Linked DNA regions of Homo sapiens: regions 2, 3, 4, 5 and 6 are each linked to region 1. The links are chromatin contacts, found by Hi-C or POLR2A ChIA-PET in ENCODE. All regions are on one chromosome and are shown on one strand. The core of a region is the stretch at or near the end of the contact, and the rest is flanking DNA. Distances in the headings are between cores, read along the strand shown.

Region 1 (4,407 bases), core at 183-2,682:
CAACACAGCCAGACCCCATCTGTTAAAAAAAAAAAAAAGAAAATAATAATGTCAGTTAATTATTTCCATGGCAATAAATAGTTTACAAAAGTATTACTTCTATCTGAATGCTTCTAGATGTTGCAAGTTTAAGTCCTGGAATACCATCTGAAACATCAAACTAAAAGAACAGACCTGAGAAACATATTCCATGTGCTCAGGGAAAGAACAAAGAATTTTTAACAAATGTAATATTGGGATGTTTTTTGTTTTCTGAGATTCATTTCTTTTTTGCCCTTTGGAAATATTTTGTACTGTCTCTCAAGTTCTTCTGATAACATATATTTTATATTTATTGGAAAAATGACATTCGAGTGAATAAATCTTTTCAAGGTCATAAACCCAAGGCGGGACAGTGCCAATCTGAAACTGTGCTGAAAAGATAGATTACCCAGGAAAGTTTACAAAAAGGAACCTCAACGCAAAGGAGTTCCCATAGGATGTCTGTGCCCTGGAAAGGTACCAGGATGAGGGCCACAGCATTTTATGCAGATTAGTTCCAAGTGAATAATTTTTCTGATTTTTCTCTGATGTAAAATATCCACAAACAAGAAATAAATCGTTTAAAAGAGGCATCTATTGGAAAAAAGATTATTAAAATACTGCGTGTGTTTGAAATGCACCACACAGGACAAAGAGTTGGTGACGATGTTTTCCACTGGCGAGCGGAAGTAGGCGTTTGGGAATTCGGGGAGGGATCCGGAAATCTAGGGATTAATGGCCCGCCGTGGGAGGAGCTAGGCTGGGGGGACAGGGTAGTGGATTTGAGACTCTGCTTCCAACATCTTTGGAAGACTCAGGGGGAAACAGCCTTTGGGAAGAAAGAAGGGACTGGGAACCCCAGACTGTAGCTCCTCCCACACAAACCAAACACACAAGGCGGGATTCTCCCCAGGACCCTCCCGTGGTCCCTGCACGATCTGGGAAAGACGCGGGGCTGCGGGCGCGGAGTTGTCCAGAGAGGGCTCCGGGGCTGGGACCGCAGTCGCCGCGCAGGGACGGGACAGGACGCTTGGAGTTCCAGCTGCCAGCCCAGCCCCACACTGCGGCCGGAGGTGACCGTGGGGAGGCCCGGGTCCCGCGATCACGGCCGGTTCCAACTAGTCCGGCCCTGCACACTCACCATTTTCCGGCCTCGCGGGTGTCCCGGTGTTGTCCCTAAGGTTCACGGAGCCAGCGCAGGGTACAGCGCATCCGATGCAGGGGTACAGCAACCTGACGCGTCAAGGGGCCAGGAGACCCCAAGCTAAGCACAACCCGATCGCACAGTGACGTAGCACGCATTTGCGCAGCGTAGCCGTACCCTCCTTTCCGGCGCCGCCCCTGATTGGACAATTATACAGCCCCGCCCCTTTTTGTCCGAATGACAGCTAGGCAGCAGGTCTAGTAGCTAGGCAGATCTCGCTTCCGCCGGTGGGACGGAACTGGTGCCCTCCGTGGACAATTGTGTTGAAGCAGAAATTGTTCCGGATCTCGGGTCGGACACGGAAGTCTTCCTGCAGTGTTTCTGGATGCGGGGACAGGGATGCGCAGGAATTCCAGTCTCAGTTTCCAGATGGAGCGACCCCTCGAGGAGCAAGTCCAGAGCAAGTGGTCGTCTAGTCAAGGCCGCACAGGAACAGGAGGGTCTGATGTCCTCCAGGTACCAGGGGCTTGGCATAATGTTGTAAGGCCTCTCGTGGAATAGTGACCCTTGTTTATAAACAGACGGTTACCCCATCATGTGTAATAAAAAGTGTGGTTGCATTTTAATCTTTGACCATAACAGCGTTGAGGCGTCCACCTTTCTTTTCCCCACCTCCACACATTTGGCACTTTAGAAAAGGAACCCCAAGGCAGGGCTTGGTGGCGCACACCCGTAGTCCCAGCTACTGCGTGGTGGGGGCGGTGGGGGAGGTCGGGGGGTGGGTGGGCTGAGGCGGGTGGATCGCTTGACTCCAGGAGTTTGAGTTCAGTCTGGGCAACATGGCCAGAACCCATCCCAAGAAAAAAAAAAAAAGGAAAGAAAGAAAAAACAATCCGTAGGACACCCGAGCACTTGGCTCGGGTGGTAAATTGCAACCCTAACCTGGGCACAGGGACTCTTCAGACCAATCACGATCTATGAGACGTGCTCAGTAAACTGCGTTTTACTCTGGAAGGAAATGGTTTGTTTTCGTTGTTTTTTTGTTTGTTTGTTTTTAGTTTAAGCATGTTTTTATTGCTTTTCATTTTTATTTTTATTTTTGTAGATTTATGGTTACAAATGCACTTGTGTTACGTGGATATATTTCATAGTGGCGAAGTCTGGCTTTTAGTGCACCCATCACCCAAAGAGTGTATATTGTACCCAATAGGTAATATTTCATCCCTCATCCCCCCTCTCTGTCCAACCTATTGGCATCTCCAGTGTCTATTATTCCATTCTGTATGTCCATGTTTACCCATTGTTTAGCTCCCACTTATATGTAAGAAGATGCAGTTTTTGACTTTCTGTTTTTGCATCATCGCACTTAGGATAATGGCCTCCAGTTCCATCCGTGTTGCTGTAAAGTGGAAGGAAATTTATCTCAAATAAGTTTTCTAAAGTGTCCCTACAGAACTTGGAAAGACCAAGAGCCCAAAACCAGCCTGGGCAACATAGCGAGACCCCATTTCTCAAAAAATTTTTAAAAATTAGCTGGGTATGGTGTTCACCTGTAGTCCTAGCTCCTTCGGAGGCTGAGGCAGAAGGATCTCAAGGCTAAGAGTTTGAGGTTACAGTGAGCCAAGATTGTGCCACTGCATTCCAGCCTGGGAGAGAGAGAGACTGTCTCTAAATTTTTTTTTTAAAGTAGAAACATATTTCATTTTTCCCATTATAGAGGAGACAGTGTAATCTTGAAAACTCCCATGATCCACCCTTCTGGTAGCTCTGTGTGTACAGGTAGATGCAGGGGGAACAATGCTTCCAAGGCTGTCAAAGGTCATGTTTAGTTCTAAATTGCTGAAACTCACAAAATGCATCCTCTTGTTTCTAATTAGATGCAGAACAGTGAACACCATGGACAAAGCATCAAGACTCAAACTGTAAGTGAGATCGCTACCTGTCAGCGTGGCTACCTTCCTTGTTTATAATGACCATTTGGGTCTGTCCTTCTATGACCTCTTTGTGGGGGGGTCTTTCGGGTCTTTGTGAAGGCACTCCCATAGTCAAGGCCAATAACCAGGCTCTCAGGTATGTCCTGTTCATTGCCCTCACCCTGTACTTCCATTGTCCCTTACCTTCATTGGCCATCCCAACACAGCCACCTGCATCCTTTGGAATATCACATTTGGGCTGGGTGCAGTGGCTCATGCCTGTAATCCTGGCACTTTGGGAGACTGAGGTAGGAGGATTGCTTGAGTTCAGGAGTTTGAGACCAGTGTGGGCAATGTAGTGAGACTCTGTCTCTACAAAAAATAAAAAAAATGGCTGGGTGTAGTAGCTCATGCCTGTAATCTCAGCACTTTGGGAGGCAAGGTGGGTGGATCACTTGAGGCCAGGAGTTGGTTTCCAACCTGGCCAACATGCTGAAACCTCATCTCTATTAAAAATATTTTTTAAGTTAGCTGGGCATGGTGGGAGGCACACCTGTAATCTCAGCTACTTGGGTGGCTGAGGCATGAGAATCACTTGAATCTGGGAGGAGGAGGTTGCAGTGAGCTGAGATCGCGCCACTGTACTCCAGCCTGGGCAACAGAGTGAAACTCTGTCTCAAAAATAAATAAATAAATAAATAAATAAATACATAAATAAATAAAGATAAAAAATTAGCTGGGCATGGTGGCATAGTCCCAGGTCCTCGGGAGGCTGAGACGGGAGGATGGCTTCAACCTGAGGCTGCGGTGACCTGTGATGGTGCCACTGCACTCTAGCCTGGGCAACAGAGCGAGACCCTGTCTCAAAAAAACACAAAAACCACAAATTTGGAGTCATGTTTACTTGTTTGCATAGTTTGGACAAAACGATCACTGCAGTTCTGACCTTCAAGGTAAACATGCAAGAGACGGATAAGGCACGGGTTAGTGTCGGGGGTACCTAATTTTGTCATTGCTATCAGTTCCCTGATCTAAGTGACTCTGTAATCCCAACACTTTGGGATGCTGAAGTGGGAGGAATTTCATGGGGAATGACTACAGCCTTCATGCATGTGGATACATAATCTGAGCCTGAATATGTCATCTTCACATAAAACCACGATTTGGTTATTGACTGTTCTGTGAATCCTGGGTTCCTTGGCTCATGGGAGCTTCAATGTGGCTTTTCTGGCCAGGAACTTGCCTGACATTTTCAATAAGCCAATCCTTAAGTTCAGCATGCTGGTATTTTTCAGTGTCTGGGTCACCGTCCTTCCTGTCTACCAAAAC
Region 2 (4,383 bases), core at 1,311-3,810, 580 kb after region 1:
CCCAGCTAATTTGTGTGATTTTAGTAGAGATGGGGTTTCACTGTGTTGGCAAGGCTGGTCTTTAACTCCTGACCTCACGTGATCTGCCTGCCTTGGCCTCCTAAAATGTTGGGATTATAGGCATGAGCCACTGCATCTGGCCCTCAGAGTGGAATGTTCTTTAGATCACATATTATTGCTGTACTCAGTTTCCATGGCTGAGGAAATAGTGCTGTCAATTAAATCAATAGGGAATGGCACTTCCTCTTGAGGGAACAATTAGTAAACCTTCAACCAATTGTCCTTTTCCAGTCATTTAGTGTCTGTATATGAATTCCAACATCATTGCTGCCAGCAGCTAAAATTATGATTCCATATCTGAAGTCACCTTTGCAAAAAGTATAACATAAGTCTACCTTGTCTCAGAGTGACCCCATCAACCTAGCCATGTTTTCATCTTTGTACAGTCTTCCATAAGGGAAGTAATTGCTTAGCCACATTTGGAGGAGGAAAAAGTGGCAGTGGAAGTAGTAACGTGCCTGGCAGGACTTCACTGCAGAGAAGAAGCAGAGTGGGAACTTCTTTAGATCACATATCATTGCTATACTCAGTCTCCATGGCTCAGGAAATAGTGCTTTCAGGTAAATTAGTAAGGAGTGCCACTTCCACCTGATGGAGCAGTTAGTAAATCCTCAACCAATTATCCTGTTCCAGTGATTTAGTTGCTGTATAAGAGTTCCAACATAAATGTTGCCAGGAGCTAAAAGTATGACTCTACATCTGAAAACCCTTTTGCAAGAATTATAACAGTGAGAAAATTATGACAGTGAAAGAGATCAGATCTAAGCGAACTCCATCTTTTCTTTAGCCTCCAAGCTACCCTTGTTCATTCCCGGGTATAGGTCTTACTAATATTGGAAGGAGTTTAGTTTAGCTTTAAAGCAAAAGTCATAACTGCCGCTTCCGTAAAGAAATTGTCTCCTTGCTTGGGAACCAGATTGCCTTTGTAAAACTAAGAAATTAGCCACAAGATTAGAAATTATGGTTCAGGAAATATGCGGCCAGAGTACACAAGATTCCCAACCTTCTCACTTGCTCCTGTGGATAATATTATTGTTGTAAGACCTAAGATTGGTGTTTGAGGTATTTTTGAGACCCTTCATTCTGATAAATTTGCTGGCATCACACAGACCAATAAACTGGCTCACCTGCTCCAGTGGCCCCTAGCCAAGAACTGACTCAGTGCAAGAAGACAGCTGAGACTTCCTGTGATATCCTTTTCGCGACCAATCAGCATTCCCCATTTTCCAGCCTTCTGCTCACCAAATTATCTTTAAAACCCTAGCCTCGGCCGGGTGCGGGGGCTCAGGCCTGTAATCCCAGCACTTTGGGAGGCCGAGGCGGGTGGATCATGAGGTCAGGAGTTTGAGACCAGCCTGACCAACATGGTAAACCCCGTCTCTACTAAAAATACAAAAATTAGCCGGGCATGGTGGCGCATGCCTGTAATCCCAGCTACTCAGGAGGTTGAGGCAGGAGAATCGCTTGAACCCGGGAGGCGGAGGTTGCACTGAGCCGAGATTGCGCCACTGCACTCCAGCATGGGCGACAGAGAGATTCCGTCTCAAAAAAAAACCAAAAAAACAAAACCTAGCCTCCCATTTTTTAGGGAGACAGAATTGAATAAAAATAAAACTCTTCTCTTTCATTTAGCCGGCTCTATGTATATTAAACTCCACTGCAATTCCCTGTCTTTTTTTTTTTTTTTTTTTTCGGAGACAGGGTCTCACTCTGACATCCAGGCTGGTAAAATCACAGCTCACTGTGGCCTCGACCTCTCTGGGCTCAGGCGATCCTCTCATTTCAGCCTTCCGAGTAGCTGGGACTGCAAACATGTACCACCACGCCCGACTAATTTTTGTATTTTTTGTAGAGGCGGGGTTTTGCTATGTTACCCAGGCTGGGCTTAAGTTCCTAGGCTCAAGCAATCTGCCTGCCTTGGCTTCCCAAAGTGGTGGGGTTACAGGCATGAGCTACCCCCACCCCCCCAGCCCACCGCCGGACGAGCTAAAGTTTCTATTCAACAGTACTCTATGGCAGGGGTCCCCAACCCCCGGTCCATGGCCTGTAAGGAACCAGTCCGCACAGCAGGAGGTGAGCGGCTGGCGGGCGAGCCAGCGGGCATTATCGCCAGAGATATGCTTCCTGTCAGATCAGCAGAGGCATTAGTCTGTCATAGGAGCCCGAACCCTATTGTGAGCTGCACATGCGAGGGATCTAGGTTGGGTTCGCCTTATGAGGATAAAATGCCTGATCTGAGGTGGAAGTTTCATTCCGAAACTATCTGCCCCCGTAGGAGAACTGTCTTCCACGAAACCGGTTCTGGTGCTAAAAAGGTTACAGACCTCTGGCTTAAAGAATCTATCGCTGGATCCGGTCAAACCCGTTTTCAGAGCCCCGTTACCAAGGGCTTCTATTGTCACTCACGGCTGAGGGGGCGGGGCCCGGCGCTTCGTCCAATCAGGGGCGCTGGGCGGGGCCTGCCGAGTGTCCATCGGGGAGGGCGAAGGCCCTGCTCTCCTCGGTTCCCGGCTCCAGGCGGCGAGCTGAGGTTGGGAGCCTGGCTTTCCCCTCCGAGAGGGTTCAGGTGCCTCTGCCATAGCTTCTGTCGCCTGTGCTGTGACCCGCACTGGTCGTGGGAGTCACCTGAAAGGCAAGAAATGGTGAGCGTGCGGGCCAGGGGTCCCGAGGCGGGGGAGGAGCTGGTTGGAACCGGCCGGAACCGGCTGTGGTGGGACCCGGGCCTCCCCGCGGCGACTCCGGGGTCTGGGACCCGATTTCCCGTGGGACAGCTCGGCCCTTGGTCCCCTTGGCCCCACAGTGGGGCTGGGCCGGCCGCCGGGACCCGGGCGTCTCGTCCTGTCCCTGCGCGGTGACTGTCACCCAGTTCCCAGAGCCCTCTCTGGGCAGCTCCGCGCCCGCTGCCCCGCGTCTCCCCACATTGTGCGGGGACTACGCGAGGGTCATGGGGGGATCCCGCCTCGGGTGTGGGGGTTTGTGTAGGAGGAGGGTGGGCTGTGGGGTCCCCAGTAGCGCCTTTCTCCTCTTAAAAATTAAACTGAGACACGTTAACAATTATAGTTTTGCTTCTCAGAATAGGTTTTAAAAAATATATTAATAATTAGAGTTCCTTTGAGATTCCTGAATGATAAACACCCAGTCCTGGCTTGTAATTTGTTAACGGAAAATGCCAAGCTGTGTAAAATAACTTAAAGAAGTTTATTCAGAGCCGAATAGGAGAGGCCTCAGCTGAGGAAAACACAACCCCAGGAGGCCTGAAGTAAGTGGTCCCGAGGCGGCTCAAGACTGTTTTTATTCATTTCAGGGAGACAGGAATTGCAGGGAGAATCATGCATCAATGCCTGGAAAGGTGTAAGTTCCTTTGGCAGAAAGGGCGGGACCTGTGGAAGGGGGGTTAGAAGGTGCAGGTGGTTGAGGGATTCTGAAGGTGGCCGTTGGTGGAGAGTGTGAAGCTTTGTCTAAAACTTCGAGGCGGTAGGAAGGATTGCTTAAGTGAAGAGGGTCTGGTATCTGTCATATGATTTCATCCCACCCAAAACAAAAGACCTGTTTCTTTAGATTTTGTGAATTCTAAGATTTGACTTACCTCTTGCCTTGCATGGCCTTAGGTCTTGTTTGTAATTTGGTTTCTTATTGTCACAGAGAGTCTGTGTTTCCAGTTGGCTGATGTCTGTTTTAACATGAAGGTGGGTCAGTGGCTATGTGGAAACTCCTAAAGGAAGCGGGTATAATGAGGCCTGTCCAGGTATAGTGAAGCCTGTCTGATGGTTAATCTGTAGTCAAGTGTGGGAGGGTTCCAGCTGGCTCTTTCCAGTGTCAGGTGACTCAATTCCAGAGTCACATTACTTTAAACTTCAAGATAATTTAGAGTTCCAACAGCTTCAATTTTTGAATTACTTATTTTCACAGACCATACAGTGGAAAATTTTTGGTTGTATAATCAGAGGTTACTCGACCAATTGTACCTGGTTAAGCCCATATTTCATTTCCCAATAAATTAGTAACTTGTTATTGTTTTCTCAGGCCACATACCGTCACATAAGTTAGTACTTTATATGAATAGCATTTGAATTTGATTTCCATGTTCTTGGCCAAGATCTTAGAGTACTATAGGCATTAAGTTTAATTACTTCTTATTCAAAATTTTCAACACTCCCCAGTTAACTGGTACTTCTCTGCATTTTCCAAATATATGGGAAGTGAGATCTCAAACCCTCCACCCTGTGACCCTGGCCTACCTCTGGAGAGCTTGCAGTACAATACTAAAATTTCAGTTCCTTTCTAAAATTTGCAGACACCAACTCTCCTTCTTCAATTTGTAGT
Region 3 (3,935 bases), core at 897-3,396, 870 kb after region 1:
GCTGAGGTGGGAGAATTGCTTGAACCCGGAGGCAGAGGTTGCGGTGAGCCGAGATTGCACCATTGCACTTCAGTCTGGGCAACAGGAGCAAAACTCCATCTCAGAAAAAAAAAAAAGACAAACTCAGAAATAAACATCCTAACTCAGAAAAGCATGGTGTTGCCATAGAACTGACTGTGAGGAAACTAACAGCAATACTTTCTATATTGTGTTTAAACTTGCACATACAAATTTTGGGCTTTCTAGCTTCTCTTAGGATTTCTTTTATACTTTCTCTGGGGGAGGGGGTGTGGGTCTCACCATTGTTGATTTTTCCTTCATCATGGTAATGCGAACAGCTATTTTTGTCTGGAAGCTTTTATATGTATTTAAATCATTGCAGAAATCAACTACTTACTTGTTGCCATTTGTAAAAATATACAGAATCTGTATATAAACCCCTGACAATCAGTTAGTTTGATACATTGTGCCCTCTTTTAATATGTGTGGAAACAAATAAATAGAACATTGTTCCAGGAGCAGTTAATGTGAGGAGTGAGGGGTGGAGCATTTCATAAAATAGTAGTTTATCCTTCAGAGAGCAGTTTCTAGCATAATAGACTGTGGGAGTGTGTGTGTGTGTGTCTGTGTGTGTGCTTATTATTTTTTTTTAAGGAAACAGTATCATTTATGCATTAGGTTATACTCAGACGTCATTTTTTTCATTCATTTTCTAAACGTGCCCATTTGTCCTGGCAGAAAATGCTATAGTTTCTAGAAGTTGATTGAAGATTTCATTTCATCTATTGACATCTCATGTTCAGCTCCTTTCTATTTAGCCATGGCTACCAGCTTCTAGTTCATAACGCTTTTTTTTTTTTTTTTTTGAGATGGAGTTTTTTTTTTTCCTCGCTCTGTTGCCCAGGCTGGAGTGCAGTGGTGTGATGTCGGCTCACTGCAACCTCTGCCTGCCGGGTTCAAGCGATACTCCTGCCTCAGCTTCCTGAGGAGCCGGGATTACAGGAGCGTGCCACCACACCCGGCTAATTTTGCGTTTTTAGTAGAAACGGGGTTTCATCATGTTTGTCAGGCTGGTCTCAAACTCCCGACCTCAGGTGATCCACCCGCCTCAGCCTCCCAAAGTGCTGGGATTACAGGCGTGAGCCACCGCGCCCGGCCATAACGCTTTTAAGTCTAGTATTTTTACTTCATAAACATATGGAGAAAGGCTAATGTTTTCAAATTCAAAGTGTGATGTCTTGGCTTTTGATTGGAGCGTTTAATTCATTAACATTTAATGGCATAAGGAGGGAGCATTTCCACGCTGTGCAGAGGGGACAGGTATTTTGAGACCTCAGAGTAAAATTCTTAATTGTCCCTCCCTTATCACCAGCTTCTGATCCACCCCGGAGCTCCATTTTAGGAATCATTGCCTGGCTTCCCAGCTTGGGGATATGTTTGACCTCCTGAAAGGGGGTCTGCTTGTGAACTGTGAGTGCAGTAGGCTGCTTCTCTGAGCTTGTTCAAGTTTTTGCTTTTCTTCTCTTTTGATTCTTTATGAAATATTGCTGCCATATAATTCCAGTTTTTCCACATACTCAACTATTTTATTTTGTTGTCCTGTTTTTATCTTCTGGGCTGAAAATGAGTAGATTGAGAGATAAGGTGAGGGAAAGGCTTGGCAACGTCGCCAACAGCCTCATCCCAAATTCCTGATCCCTGGAGGACATCAGGCCCTCCCTCCTGCTGCAGGGTGGCCTGTGTGCCCCGGGCTCCCCTCCTGCTCCGAGGTCCGGGAATGGCTCCACTGGACAGGGAGCCTGGAATTCCCTGCACACACTTGTGAGTCCCTGTCCAGGAGGAAAAAGCAGGAAGAACCCACTGAATACAATCAGGAAATTCTAAAATGCAAACGTCACTTCGGGAGGGGTCAGGTCACTCCGTTGGGAGGAAGCCCGCCTTGCCAAGGGTCGTGCCTGGAACCTGTTCATCCGGCTCCACTCAGCACTGTGAGATCGCTTCTTCTGTCAATCAGCCACCAAGGGGCGGGACCTGGAGCACTATCCAATCAGGGATGAGGGGGCGGGGATTGTGAGAACTGTCAATCAGGCACGCTGCAGGGAGGAGGGTGCGACGTTCAAAGAGCCCGCGGAGTCTTCTCCACGCCCCTGCGCTCTGAGTCCTGGCTCTGGCGCTGAGAGAGAGACGCCCTGGAAGGTCTGTATCAGCGTCTGTCGCGCTGGGACCCACACTGGCTTTTAAGGAGGACACCCGGACACCTGGAAGCTGGGAAATGGTGAGTGTGCGGGGCCCGGCGTCCCGAGGCAAAGAAGGGGCAGGTTGGAACCGGCCGGAACCGACCGTGAGGGGACCCGGGCCTCGCCCTGGGCGACTCCGGGGTCTGCAAATCCCAGTGCCCCTGGCGCAGCTCTGCCCTTGGTCCCCTGGGCCGCAAGATGGGGCTGGGGCGGCAGCCGGGACCCCGGGCGTCCTGTCCCGTCCCTGCTCGGCCGCTGCGGCCCCGGCCCCGGCGCCCTCTCTGGGCAGCTCCGCGCCCGCAGCTCCGCGTCTCCCCAGATTGTGCAGTTGTAACCGGCACAGGTTCACGGCCCGAGTCACTGCACCGAGACGCCGAAGGCTGCAGCAGAAACAGTTTAATGGGGGAGAGGGGAGGACACCCCAGATCCGCCTCCCTGAGAGGTTTGGGGATGGGGTGTTTAGAGGTGTGGACAGGGACGGCTGGAGTGTGGGGTCGCTGGTTGGTGGAGAAGTGAGAGGTGACTCCTGGGACTGGAGGTGAAGAAACCGCATTCTGCTGAGTGGGTTCCCTTGTGGGGTCTTCAGCCTGGTTGGCGCCAGCCTTTCCGCTGCAATTCAGGATCCGAGAAAGAACTGAGGCGACCCGTGAGCAACTCTCAAGAGATCTTATCCCCGGGCACGATGAGGAAGCCGGCGGTCAGCGTCTGCTGTGACCTGACTCTCAGGGAGGCGGCCCCGTGAGGCAGCGGGGCTGAGGGCACCTGGTTAATATCTAACTGCAATCTCGCCTCCAGCCTGGCTCGCAGTTCCTGTGAACCCGGTGAGGACGCTGCACGGTGACAACGGAGGGTCACCAGGCAGAATCCAGACTCGTGTGTGTGGGCTTTGTGCTTTGGAAGAGAAGCTGTGATCTGTGGGTTCCCCAGTCCCTTCTTTCTTCCCAAAGGTGACCGGTTTCCCTCCGAGTCTTCCAAAGATGTGGGCAGCAGGGTCTCAAATCCACCACCCTATCCCCTCATCCTAACTCCTCCTAGGGCTGGCAGCAAATCTCTTGGTTTTCAGAGCCTTCCCCAGGCTAACTGTCTCTCATCAATTCCCAGCAACTTTATGAACTCTTTGTCCCTCAGGCAATATTTCAAACAGAGGCATTATTTTAATTGTCACTTTCTTTTCACATAGCAATGTATGGCTCTTTTTAAAAGATGTGTTTTTGTGTTTGTGAACATTTCACATGTGAGGAAGCAAAGAATAACCACTTGACTCCAGTGTGAAAAAAAAAAAAAAAAAAAAAAAGCCGGGCGCGGTGGCTCACGCCTGTAATCCCAGCACTTTGGGAGGCTAAGGCTGGCGGATCACCTGAGGTCGGGAGTTCGAGACCAGCCTGACCAACATGGAGGAACTCCGTCTCTACTAAAAATACAAAATTAGCCGGGGTGGTGGCTCATGCCTGTAATCCCAGCTACTTGGGAGGCTGAGGGAGGAGAATTGCTTGAACCCGGTAGGCGGAGGTTGCGGTGAGCCAAGATCACGCCATTGCACTCCAGCCTGGGCAACAAGAGTGAAACTCCGTCTCAGAAAAAAGAAAAAGAAAAAAAAAATAGTGCATGTGTGGCTGTCCTTTATCTTGTCTACACAGAGATACCCGAATATTTTCAGTCGAGGTTCCTCTTTGCAAATGGCACAGGGTGATCTGTCAG
Region 4 (4,117 bases), core at 876-3,375, 550 kb after region 1:
GAAGACATTTGGCCGGGCGAGGTGGCTCACGCCTGTAATCCCAGCACTTTGGGAGGCCGAGGTGGGCGGATCATGAGGTCAGGAAATCCAGACCATCCTGGCTAACACGTTGAAACCCCGTCTCTACTAAAAACACAAAAAATTAGCCGGGCTTGGTGGCAGGCGCCTGTAGTCCCAGCTACTCCGGAGGCTGAGGCAGGAGAATGGCGTGAACCCGGGAGGCAGAGCTTGCAGTGAGCCGAGATCGCGTCACTGCACTCCAGTCTGGGCGACAGAGGGAGCCTCCGTCAACAACAACAACAAAAAAAAAAAAAAAAAAAAAAAAGAAGACATTTATGTTATAGTTTAAATGATAATAGCTCTTCCTTAAACACTGCCTTCCTAAAGCTAATGAAAAACCATGAGTCGGGGCGGGGGGAACAGAGTGGGGAGCGATGAGGAGCCTGAATTTTGCTATGGTATAGACTGGTCCCAAGATACTTCTGCAGATAAGTGTTTTCAGGTTTTTTGCTTGTCTGACACCCATGGCTCCACTCAGGCCCACCAACCCTGCTCCTCTATAAGCAACTCAGCACTCAGGAGGACCATTTCCCACCACCTCTTCCCCGATTCTGCCTTTGAAAAACCCCTGGCCGAGTTCGGTGGCTCACACCTGTAAACCCAGCACTTTGGGGGGCCGAGGTGAGCAGATCGCTTGAGCCCAGGAGTTCAAGACCAGCCTGGGCAACATGGCGAAACCCCATCTCTACCAAAAATACAAAAATTAGCCGCCTGCGCCTGTAGTCCCAGCTACTCGGGAGGGTGAGGCAGCACAATCACCTGAGCTGCTGCTCAGGTGGGTCCAGGATGCAGTGAGCCGTGATCGCGCCATGCACTCCAACCTGGGCGACAGAGTGAGACCTTGTTTAAAAAACAATTTTTAGCCGGGCCAGGTGGCTCACGCCTGTAATCCTAGCCCTTTAGGAGGCCGATGCGGGCGGATCACCTGAGGTCAGGAGTTCAAGACCACCTTGGCCAACACGGTGAAACCCCGTCTTTACTGAAAATACAGAAATCAGCAGGGCGTGGTGGCGTGCCTGTAACCCCAGCTACTAGGGAAGCTGAGCAGAAGAATCGCTTGAATCCGGGAGGCAGAGGTTGCACTGAGCCCAGATCGTGTCATTGCACTCCAGCCTGGGCAAAAAAGAGCGAGACTCTGTCTTAAAAAAAAAAAAAAAAATTGTAAGAAAAAAATATTAAAGAAAAATCCCTAACTATAAGCCTTCGGGGAGACTGATTTGAGTGCTAACTCTGTCTCCGTCTTCGGCGTTGCGTGGTCCATCTCGTGTCAAACATTTTCTTTACTGCAATGCCCTGGTCTTTCTTTTTGCAGCACAGGCAGGAAGAACCCCTCAGGCGATTACAACAACAAAGCATCTAGTACACATTGATCATGATGTGAACAAAAACACGACAGCAGTTGCCAAGCTCTAAGCCACAGACAGCAGGGAAAACATTTATCCGCTGTCACAAGTTCTCCACGCTAGGCCAGGCGCGGTGGCTCACGCCTCTATTCCCAGCACCGGGCCTGTTTAAGTTTTAACAGGAGAAAGGGGGCACTGAGGGCCTCACAGCGCAGCTCCTCCCGCACGAGCCCCACACCCAAGGCGGGATTGCCCCCATGACCCTCCCGTGGCCCCGCACAATATGGAGAGGCTCCGGGCTGCGGGCGCGGAGCTGTCCAGAGAGGGCTCCCGGGCTGGGGCCGCAGTCGCCGCGCGGCGACGAGACAGGGCGCCCAGGGGTCCCGGCTGCCGGCCCAGCCGCACCCGGCGGCCGAATGGACCGAAGGCCGAGCTGCGCCAGCGGGGCTCGGGCCCCAGACCTCGAGTCGCCGCGGGGAGGTCCGGGTCCCGGCACAGCCGGTTCCAGCCAGTTCCAACCAGCCTCCGCCTACCCTCCCCCAAGTCTCGGGACTCCCAGCGGGGGCTCACACTCACCATTTCCTGGCTTTCAGGTGACTCCCACGTCCAAAGCAGTCACAACACAGACGACAGGGCGACAGAAGTATGGCGGTGGCAACCGGTCCCTCTCAGAGCAGGAAAAACGGGGTGCCAACCTCACCCGGCGGGAGGGGCCAAAGACTGAGGCGAACGGCAATGTGACCCGCGGATAAACAGTTGGCCGGGCCCCACCCCGGCGACTCTGATTGGGTGGAGCGCCAGGCCCCGCCCCCTGCATCCTGAGTGACAGCAGAAGTCCTGGGTAACAGGGCCAAGCAGAGCAGGACTGACCGCTTCAAGCCACAGTCCAAGGTCAAGTTCCCTCTCTACGCCCTGCTCTTTGAAAATTTGCATTTCGGCCAAACTTGCTCGTCTTAATTACTAGAAGTGGCTCTGTCAATGGTCTGTCCCTGCTTCTTCGTCCTGCACAGTGTCATAAGTGTGTGCAGGGAGTTCCAGACTCTATGTTTAATAGAGGTGAAAGCAATTAAAATATTTTATTCCAAAATATATTTATTTGGCAATTTCGAATGGCTGCAGCTTTGCCCTTGCACAACTGTCTTCTGGGGGGTGAAATTTGCGTCTATGGAGTATTTCCATTAGTGAAGCCATGCCCCCTCTCCCCTTTTCCCTTTCCCTGATCCGGGAGAAATTGAGAGTCTGACACTTTTAAAAGTCTGGAAAGCCGGGCGCGGCGGCTCACGCCTGTAATTTCAGCACTTTGGGAGGCCGAGGCGGGTATATCACCTGTGGTCGGGAGTTCGAGACCAGCCTGGCCAACATGGTGAAACCACATCTCTACTAAAATACAAAATATTAGCCAGTCGTGGTGGCGGACGCCTGTAATCCTAGCTATGTGGGAGGCTGAGGCAGGAGAATCACTTGAAGCTGGGAGGCGGAGGTTGCAGTGAGCCGAGATCATGCCACTGGACTCCAGCCTGGGCAACAAGAATGAAACTCCGTCTCAAAAAAAACAAAAACAAAAAAAGTCTGGAAAGAGGCCAGGCAAGGTGGCTGGGGCCTGTAATACCAGCACTTTAGGAGGCCAGGGCAGGAGAATCACTTTGGCCCAGGAGTCGAGGGCTGCAGTGAGCTGTGATTGCACCAGTACACTCCAGCCTGGGCAACAGAGTGAGACCAAAAAACAAAATAAGTAAGAAATTCTGGTTTTGCTTTTTTTTTTTTTTTTTTTTGAGATGGTGTCTTGCTCTGTTGCCCAGGCTGGAGTGAGTGACGCGATCTCGGCTCACCGCAAGCTCCGCCTCCCGGGTTCACGCCATTCTCCTGTCTCAGCCTCCCGAGTAGCTGGGACCACAGGCGCCTGCCACCATGCCTGGCTAATTTTTTGTGCTTTTAGTAGAGACGGGGTTTCACCGTGTTAGCCACGATGGTCTCGATCTCCTGACCTCGTGATCCGCCCGTCTCGGCCTCCCAAAGTGCTGGGATTACAGGCGTGAGCAACCGTGCCCGGCCAGAAATTCTTAAAAGAAGCATTTTGCATCCATTCTCTCTGTGGGAGTCTTCATCTATGTTGTGGGTGAGTGGCTACTATCTGGGCCAGTGGCGCAAGGGTAAAAGAATTTATCAAGACTGGCCGGGCGATGTGGCTCACACCTGTAATCCCAGCACTTTGGGAGACCGAGGCGGGCGGATCACCTGAGGTCAGGAGTTTGAAACCAGCCTGGCCAATGTGGCGAAACCCCATCTCTACTAAAAATACAAAAATTAGCCGGGCTTGGTGGTGGGCGCCTGTAATCCCAACTACCCAGGAGGCTGAGGCAGGAGAATCGCTGGAGAATCGGGAGGCAAAGGCTGCAGTGAGTCGAGATTGTGCCACTGCACTCCAGCCTGGGCAACAGAGCAAGACTCCATCTCAAAAAAAAAAAAAAAAAAAAAAAGGGATTTACCAAGACAGTTGTAGGTAAAAAAAAAAAAAAAAAAAAAAAAAAAGGCAGATTTATTAAGGAAAATATGAAAGTACCTTGCAAGAAGGCAACAGGCAGAACCAGCAGAAGGGAGCCGGCTGCAAAGAAACAAAGGTTTGCTAGAGATTTTATAGAATGCAACTTGGGAACTTGCATTGTTTTGTCACCTGAAATGTTTGATAAATCAAGGTTTTTGATGGTAAGCAAGAA
Region 5 (3,977 bases), core at 173-2,672, 840 kb after region 1:
AAAGATTTTATTTATTAATATTCATTTTTTTTACAGCGAAATGTCTGGTGGTTTTTCTCTGCTTCCTCTCATGTGAAATGTTCACAAACACAAAACCTTTTACAAAGAGCCATATATTGCTATGTATAAACAAAATGACAATTAAAATACTAGCCTCTGTTTGAAAAATAAACTGGGGGACAAGGAGTTCATAAAGTTGCTGTGAATTGAGGAGAGAAAGCCTGAGGAAGGCTCTGGAAGCCAAGGGATTTTCTGTCGGCCCTAGGAGGAGTTAGGATGAGAGAACACAGTGGTGGACTTGAGACCCTGCTGCCCACATCTTTGGAAGACTCGAAGGCGAACGGGTCACCCTTGGGAAGAAAGAAGGGACAGGGGACCACACAGACCACAACTCCTCCCACACACAAACCCCACACACGAGTCTGCCTGGTGACCTGTCATCACCGTGCAGCCTCCTCACCGGGTTCACAGAACTGCGAGCCAGGCTGGAGGCGAGATTGCAGTTAGATATTAACCAGGTGCCCTCAGCCCCGCTGCCTCGCGGGGCCGCCTCCCCAAGAGTCAGGCCACAGCAGATGCTGACCGCCGGCTTCGCCATTGTGCTTGGGGATGAGATCTCTGAGAGTTGCTCAAGAGTCGCCTGAGTTCTTTCTCAGATCCTGAATTCCAGCGGAAAGGCTGGCGCCAACCAGGCTGAAGACCCCACAAGGGAACCCACTCAGCAGAAGAATGCGGTTTCTTCACCTCCAGTCCCAAGAGTCACCCCTCACTTCCCCACCATCCAGCGACCCCACGCCCCAGCCGCCCCTGTCCACACCCCTAAACACCCCATCCCCAAACCTCTCAGGAAGGCGGATCTGGGGTGTCCTCCCCTCTCCCCCTATTAAACTGTTTCTGCTGCAGCCCTCGGCGTCTCGGTGCAGTGACTCGGGCCGCGAACCTGTGCCGGTTACAGCCGCACAATCTGGGGAGACGCAGGACTGCGGGCGCGGAGCTGCCCAGACAGGCCTCCAGGGCCAGGGCCGCAGTGGCCGCGCAGGGACGGGACAGGACGCCCGGGGTCCCGGCTGCCGCCCCAGCCCCATCGTGCGGCCGAGGGAACCGAGGGCCGAGCTGCGCCAGGGTGTCGCCGGCGGGGAAGACCTGGTGCCACCACAGCCGGTTCCGGCCGGTTCCAACCAGTCTCTCCTCTCACGCGTCGGGACACCAGACCTCACACACTCACCATTTCCCGGCTTCCGGCGTCCAGGTTCCTCCCTCTGCCTCCCGCTGTCAGTGCGGGTCCCAGCGAGACAGAAGCTGCCACAGACGTTCCAGGGCGTCTCTCAGTGACAGAACCCGGAGCCCAGTGCAGGGGCGTGGAGAAGACTCGGCGGGCTCTTTGAACCTTGCACCCTCCTCCGGTCAGTGCGCCTGATTGACAGTTCTCACGACCCCGCCCCGCGGCCCTGATTGGATAGTGCGCCAGGTCCCTCCCCCGGGCACTGAGTAACGGAAGAAGCGATCTCGGGCAGCGGAGTGGAACCTGATAAACAGATTCCAGACAGGCCTTGAGAGGACTAGCTTCCTCCCTGCGCTGTGACCTGACCCCCTCCCAGGGGACATTTGCATTTAGGCAGTATGTCCTGACCTTCCTCCTTTTTCCTCTTGGACAGGGACCCACAAGTCTGTGCAGGAAATTCCAGACTCACTGTCCAGTGGAGCTATCCCCTGATTTGAGAGCAGGAAGGGAGCCCAGGCCACACTGCAGCAGAAGGGAGGGGCTGATGTCCTCCAGGAATCAGGAGTTTTGGATGAGGCTGTTGGCTGCACAGGCCAAGCCTTTCTCCCACCTTATGTCTCAATCTACTAATTTTCAGTGCAGAATATAAAAACACCCCAACAAAGCCGGGCGTGGTGGCTCACACCTGTAATCCCAGCACTTTGGGAGGCTGAGGCAGGTGGATCACCTGAGGTCAGAAATTCGAGACCAGTCTGGCCAACATGGTGAAATCCCGTCTCTAAAATACAAAGATTAGCCGGATGTGGTGGCGCACGCCTGTAGTCCCAGCTACTCAGGAGGCTGAGACAGAGGAATCACTTGAACCTGGAAGGCAGAGGCTGCAGTGAGAGAGTGGGCGAGACAGAGGGAGACTCCGTCTCAAAAAAAAAAAAAAAGAAAAAAGAAAAAAGAAATAAATAAAATTGTTAAATGTGTGGAAAAACTGGAATTATATGGCGGCAATATTTTATAAAGCAAAAACTTGAACTAGCTCAGATAAGCAGCCTGCTGCATCCACACACAGTTCACAAGTCAACCACTTTCAGGAGGCCAAACATATTCCAAAGCTTGGAGGCCAGACGATAATTCCTGAAATGGAGCCCTAGGGTGGATCAGAACCTGGGGATGAGTCAGGGGCACTAATGGATTTAACTCTGGGAGTTCAATTTGCCCTCCTGTCTCCTAAACACAGCGTGGAAATGCTCCTTCCATCAAGCCTATAAATGTTATTGAATTAAATGCTTCAATCAAAGGCTGAGACATTAGACTTTGAATTTGAAAACATTCATCTTCATATTTTTATGAAGAATACCAGATATAAAAGCATTATGAGGCCAGGCACCGTGGCTCATGCCTGCAATCCCACCACTTTGGGAGGCTGAGGTGGGTGGATTGCTTGAGCTCAGGAGCTCAAGACCGGCCTGGGCAATGTGGTGAAACCCCCATCTCTATTTAAAAACAAACAAAAAAAAAGCGTTATTAACTGGGAGCTGGCACCCATGGTGATACGAAGAAAAAGAGGTTTAATTGACTCACAGTTCAGCATGGCTGGGGAGGCCTCACAATCATGGTGGAAGGCAAAGGAGGAGCAAAAGCAAATGTTACATGGCGGCAGGCAAGAGAGCGTGTGCAGGGGAACTGCCCTTTATAAAGCCATCGGATCTCATGAGACTTACTCACCCAAATCTCATTTTGAATTGCAGCTCCCATAATCCCCACATGTCATGGGAGTGATCCAGTGGGAGGTAATTGAATCATGGAGGCGGTTTTCCCATGCTGTTCTCGTGATAGTGAATAAGTCTCATGAAATCTGATGGCTTTATAAAGGGCAGTTTCCCTGTACATGCTCTCTTGCCTGCCGCCATGTAACATTTGCCTTTGCTCCTCCTTAGCCTTCCACCAACACCTGACCAAATGGATATGACATCTACAGAACTTTCCACCCAAAACCAACAGATTATACATTCTTCTCCTCACCACATGGCACATACTCTAAAATCAGTAACATAATCAGACATAAAATAACCCTCAGCAAATTAAAAAAACAAGCAAACAAAATCATACCAACTGCACTCTCAGACCACAGTGCAATAAAAATAGAAATCAAGACTAAGAAAATCTCCCCAAACCATACAATTATATCAAAATTAAATGACCTGGTTCAGAATGACTTCTGAGTAAATAATGAAATTAACACCAAAATCAAGAAATTCTTGGAAACTGAGAAGAAAGATACAACATACCAGAATCTCTGGGGCACAGCTAAAGAAGTGTTAAGATGGAAATTTATAGCACTAACTGCCCAAATCAAAAAGAAAGATCTGAAATTAATAACCCAATATCACAACTAGAAGAACTAGAGAAGCAAGAGCAAACCAATCCCAAAGCTAGCAGAAGACAAGAAATGACCAAAATCAGAGCTAAAATGACCAAAATCAGAGCTAAACTGAAGGAAATTGAGATACAAAAAAAAAAAAAAACATACAAAAGATTAGCAAATGCAAGACTTAGTTCTTGGAAAAAAATAACTTAAAAAGTCCCAAATAGTCAAGGCAATCCTAAGCAAAAAGAACAAAGCTGGAGGCATCATGCTACCAGACTTCAAACTATATACTACAGGGCTACAGTAAGGTATTTTTACAAAAACTGACACATTACCAATGGAACAGAATAGAGAGCCTAGAAATAATGCTGCTCACCTTCAACCATCTGATCT
Region 6 (4,103 bases), core at 120-2,619, 810 kb after region 1:
GGCACCATCTCGGCTCACGCAACCTCCGCCTCCTGCGTTCAAGCGATTGTCTTGCCTCAGCCTCCCGAGTAGCCGGATTACAGGCACGTGCCACCACGCCCAGCTAATTTTTGTATTTTTGGTAGAGTCGGGGTTTCACCATGTTGGCCAGGATGGTCTCGAATTCCTGACCTCGTCATCCGCCCGCCTCGGCCTCCCAAAGTGCTGGGATTGTAGACGTGAGCCACCGCGCCCGGCCATACCCGACTAATTTTTTAAAATATTTTGTACAGACGGGGTCTCGCCATGTTGTCCACGCTGGCATCACCTTGCCTTACGCTGGAATGTTAAATATACTCTTTTAAATTGGAAAGGAAATGAAACCCAAATGTAAAGAAAAAAAAAAAAAAGCTCTATGGGGGCGGGGGGAGGGGGGCGGGCCAAACTCTGATTAAATTGTTGTGCCTCACAAACTAGCCTTGTATAAAAAACGTTGTAATCCTGTTAAATTTCTTGCCTATATAAGCAAGAACTTAAACTTTTAAATTTGAAACACTGAGCCCATTTCCGTGGATCCTGTGTTTTCCCAAATGGGCCATTCCCAGCTTCTTGCTTGAGTAAACTTTAAAAAACTGGAATCTGATTCTTTTATTTCAGGTTGACAAGTCCACATACGGCGACAGCATCACTGTAACTAATCAAGTATTTAATCCTGTTTGCCTCCTCATGCAACTTATAAAAGCCTTTTCTTCAATCACAAGCCATGACCGGGTGTTTCTCACTCGGAATCGCTGTTGCTCCAACAAACTCTTTAACTGTTAACAGAGCCTCAGTTTAATTTTTAGCAGAAGAAAGGCGGGACACATCCGACCCCCCATGACCCTCCCGTGGCCCCCGCACAATCTGGGAAGACGCCGGGCTGCGGGCGCGGAGCTGCCCAGAGAGGACTCCGGGGCCGGGGCCGCAGTCGCCGCGTAGGGACGGGACAGGACGCCCGGGGTCCCAGCTGCGGGCCCAGCCCCACCTGGCGGCCGAGCGGACCGAGGGCCAAGCCACGCCATGGGGGACGCGGGTCCCAATCGCCGGGGTCGCCCGAGCGGAGGCCTGGGTCCCGCCACAGCAGGATCCTGTTGGTTCCACCCAGCCCCTCTTCCACGTATCTGGACGCTAGGCCGGGCACTTTACCATTTCCCTGCTTCTTGGTGTCCCGGCGTCCTCTTTATGACTCCGGAGCAGGTCACAGCGCAGGTGACAGCGTCACAGGAGCCGTGGCGGAGGCACCTGGGGCCTCTCGGAGCAGCAAGGACTGGATGCAGAACGCAACGGACCCCAGCAACAAAGGAGTGCAGAGACTCTGAGTGCGGCCTTCTGCTTCCCCGGATTGACAGTTGGCAGGGCCCCGTCCCAGGGCCCCTGATTGGATGGGGTTCCAGGCTCCGCCCCTCAGCCCTGAGTGACAGGGTAAGCCCTGGGTAACGGAGCCCTGCAGAGCCCGGCTGATTAATCCTAGCTACAGCCTTTCTAAGGCTAAGCTCACTCCCTGCGCCCTGGTCGTTGGCTATCTGCATTTCAGCCAAACTTGCTACTTATTGTTAGAAGGGGCACTGTTAGCTTCCTCGATCTTTCAGAAATGTGTGCTGGGAATTCCAGACTCGGTGTTCAATGGAGTCATTCCTTTGCCTCATAGCAGGAAGGAAATCCAGGCCAGGCCAGGCCAGGCAAGACTGCACCAGGAGGGAGAGGCAGGTGTCCTCTACAGGGCGGGAATTGGGGATGAGACTTCCTCACACTCCCCCCGTCCCACCCCTGAATATGGAACCGCTTCCTCCCCCTAGACTTCATTTTCACCAGCAGAAGTTCTCACCTGGGGTCAGTTTAAGCTTCTAACCTAAGTAAACTATTACCTTCACAAACCCTTTCTCCAGGTGACATGTCAGACAAATCTTACTGAGCCTGATCTTCACAGATTATCTTTGTATGTACAAATTACAGTCTGTCGCCGGGACCCTTTGCACGTAAAAACCAAACACTGCCCCCGCAAAACGTCCCTAGGCTCTAGGTACAGCCCCAGTAAGGACAGAACCTCCCCCCAACCCCCCTACACAAAGTGCACCTGCACGTGAGTCTCCTGCTTTCCAGGGCTCTGTAGCTTCTCAGGATCCACATTCCTTCCGCAGCTGTTCTGAGCAGCTGGAGGCCACCTGCAGTAGAGGGCAGGCTGCCCGGGAAACACCCAGGGGAGCTCCCTTTCCCTCCCTTTGCCGGCTCCAGACTGGCCTCAGCAGGGTGTCACTGGCCTTAGGCTCTGCTGCCCCCTACAGGTTATTCACTTCATTGATCGGTTACCTGAGACAAACACCCTCAGTTCCACTGTACGTATGTATAAAGTGGGGAAGGAAAATTCTAAGATAATTGAAGTGAATTAAAAGACTTGCAGGCAGGGTGCGGGGGCTCACGCCTATAATCCCAACCCTTTTGGAGGCTGAAGCGGGAGGACTGCTTGAACCCAGGAGTTCATCATCCTGGAAAACGGAGCCACACCTCGTCTGTACTAAAAATTTAAAAATTAGCAGTGCGTGGTGTCCTGAACCTGTAGTCCCAGCTACTCGGGAGGCTGAGGTGGGAAGATCTTGAGCCCAGGAGTTTGAAGCTTCAGTGACCTATGATCTCGCCACTGTGCTTCAGCAAGAGTTGTGATAGTTGTATCAGATAAAATAGACTTTAAATAAAAAACAGTACAAAAAGACAAAGAAGATCATGAGATACTGATAACAGAATCAATTCAGCAAGATAATATAGTAATACTAAATATATATGCATCCAACATTGGAGAGGCCAAATTAATAAAGCAAATATTTCTAGACCTAAAGAAAGATATAGATAGCAATACAATAATAGTATGGGACTTCAGCACCTCACACACAGTAGTAGATATATCATCAAGACAGACAATCAACAAAAAAATTGGACTTAAGTTGGACTTTGGACCAAATGGAGCTAACAGACGTTTACAGAACCCAACAACTGCAGAATATACATTCTTCTCATCAGTACGTGAAACATTCTCCAAGGTAGACCATATGTTAGGCCACAAAACTAGTCTCGACAAATTTTAAAGTCAAAATCATTTCAAGCATCTTCTCAGACTGCTGAATAAAACTAAAAATCAATACCAAGAGGAACTTTGAAAACTGTATAAATACATGGAAATTAAACAATGTGCTCCTGAATGATCTCTGAGTCAAAGAAGAAATAAAAACAGAAAATAAAAATTTTGTTTGAAATGAACAAAAATGGCAACACAACATATCAAAACCTCTGGGATATAGGAAAAGTCATGCTAAGAGGGAAGTTTATAGAATTATATGCCTCTGTCAAAAAAGTAACAAATTAACAACCTAACATGGTACCCCATGGAACTAGGAAAACAAGAACAAAACAAATCCAAAGTTGGCAGAAAAGAAATAACAAAGATCAGAGCAGAATTAAACAAAATCAAGACTAAAAAACAACACAAATGATAAACGAAACAAAAAGTTGGTTCTTTGAAAATATCAACAAAAGTAATAAACTGCTGGCTAGACTAACCAAGAAAAAAAAGAAGATTCAAATGAACAAAACCAGAATTGAAAAAGAAGACATTACACCAATACCACAGAAATACCATCAGAGACTACTATGAACAACTATATGCTCACAACCTAGAAAACCTATAGGTTTTTTTGAAACGTATAACCTCCCAGGATTGAACCAAGAAGAAACAGATATCCTGAATAGACCAATAATAAGTAGCAATATTGAATCAGCAATAAAAAAATTCCCAAAAATGAAAGCTCTGGGCCAGACAGATTTATACCAAAATTGTACCAAATAGGCCAGATGTGGTGGCTCATGCCTGTAATCATAGCACTGTGGAGCCTGAGACAGGAGGATTGCTTGAGGCCAGGAGTTTGAGACCACCCTGGCCAACATAACAAGATCCCATCTCTAAGTAAAAAAATAAAAATTTAAAAATCAACATTAAAAAAATTATACCAAACATACAAAAAGAACTATACTAATAATCCTGAAACTGTCCCTAAAAATCACAGACAAGGGAAATCTCCCTAACTCATTCTATGAGG

What was found. Hi-C counts contacts between places; a loop is a spot of excess contacts on that map. ChIA-PET counts read pairs that join two places held with the same protein, here RNA polymerase II (POLR2A). Pooled maps may share reads with other maps.
Region 2: a loop to region 1 is called in a pooled map, with 4 times the contacts of the local background. The contact joins the promoter of ZNF433 here to the promoter of ZNF490 in region 1. A Hi-C loop is called at or near these places in 5 of 50 pooled maps. POLR2A ChIA-PET finds 5 or more read pairs at or near these places in 3 of 52 experiments (AG04450, T-cell and WTC11).
Region 3: a loop to region 1 is called in a pooled map, with 16 times the contacts of the local background. The contact joins the promoter of ZNF823 here to the promoter of ZNF490 in region 1. A Hi-C loop is called at or near these places in 2 of 37 single-sample maps with no recorded cell type and 11 of 50 pooled maps. POLR2A ChIA-PET finds 5 or more read pairs at or near these places in 1 of 52 experiments (HCT116).
Region 4: a loop to region 1 is called in a map with no recorded cell type, with 8 times the contacts of the local background. The contact joins the promoter of ZNF844 here to the promoter of ZNF490 in region 1. A Hi-C loop is called at or near these places in 2 of 37 single-sample maps with no recorded cell type and 6 of 50 pooled maps. POLR2A ChIA-PET finds 5 or more read pairs at or near these places in 5 of 52 experiments (Caco-2, GM10248, GM12878 and 2 more).
Region 5: a loop to region 1 is called in a map of Right ventricle myocardium inferior, with 4 times the contacts of the local background. The contact joins the promoter of ZNF441 here to the promoter of ZNF490 in region 1. A Hi-C loop is called at or near these places in 2 of 168 maps with a recorded cell type or tissue (Right ventricle myocardium inferior and chondrocyte), 1 of 37 single-sample maps with no recorded cell type and 7 of 50 pooled maps. POLR2A ChIA-PET finds 5 or more read pairs at or near these places in 3 of 52 experiments (A549, B cell and MCF 10A).
Region 6: a pooled map shows a loop between it and region 1 (3-fold over the local background). The contact joins the promoter of ZNF491 here to the promoter of ZNF490 in region 1. A Hi-C loop is called at or near these places in 5 of 50 pooled maps.

Annotation. Positions count from the first base shown.
Region 1 is chr19:12,607,838-12,612,244 of GRCh38, reverse strand. It overlaps ZNF490 (zinc finger protein 490), which reads left to right and starts at 1,432. Exons shown (of 5, transcript NM_020714.3): 1 at 1,432-1,681; 2 at 3,043-3,087. The coding sequence starts at 1,565. ZNF791 (zinc finger protein 791) reads right to left here and starts at 1,325. Exons shown (of 4, transcript NM_153358.3): 1 at 1,163-1,325. The coding sequence starts at 1,165. It also overlaps the pseudogene VN2R16P. RefSeq lists enhancers at 1,154-1,213, 1,544-1,763 and a silencer at 1,354-1,413.
Region 2 is chr19:12,033,856-12,038,238 of GRCh38, reverse strand. It overlaps ZNF433 (zinc finger protein 433), which reads left to right and starts at 2,560. Exons shown (of 4, transcript NM_001308348.2): 1 at 2,560-2,702. The coding sequence starts at 2,700. ZNF433-AS1 (ZNF433 and ZNF878 antisense RNA 1) reads right to left here. Exons shown (of 3, transcript NR_134929.1): 2 at 2,467-2,685. RefSeq lists silencers at 2,446-2,605, 2,846-2,895, 2,906-3,025.
Region 3 is chr19:11,737,157-11,741,091 of GRCh38, reverse strand. It overlaps ZNF823 (zinc finger protein 823), which reads left to right and starts at 2,146. Exons shown (of 4, transcript NM_001080493.4): 1 at 2,146-2,275. The coding sequence starts at 2,273. RefSeq lists silencers at 1,968-2,162, 2,423-2,572 and enhancers at 2,173-2,252, 2,643-2,772.
Region 4 is chr19:12,062,739-12,066,855 of GRCh38, reverse strand. ZNF844 (zinc finger protein 844) reads right to left here and starts at 2,125. Exons shown (of 4, transcript NM_001136501.3): 1 at 1,980-2,125. The coding sequence starts at 1,982. RefSeq lists a silencer at 1,681-1,860 and an enhancer at 1,951-2,040.
Region 5 is chr19:11,764,445-11,768,421 of GRCh38, reverse strand. ZNF441 (zinc finger protein 441) reads right to left here and starts at 1,422. Exons shown (of 4, transcript NM_152355.3): 1 at 1,226-1,422. The coding sequence starts at 1,228. RefSeq lists silencers at 392-501, 952-1,091 and an enhancer at 1,162-1,261.
Region 6 is chr19:11,795,789-11,799,891 of GRCh38, reverse strand. ZNF491 (zinc finger protein 491) reads right to left here and starts at 1,369. Exons shown (of 3, transcript NM_152356.4): 1 at 1,165-1,369. RefSeq lists enhancers at 1,108-1,267, 1,278-1,377, 1,603-2,114 and a silencer at 2,208-2,377.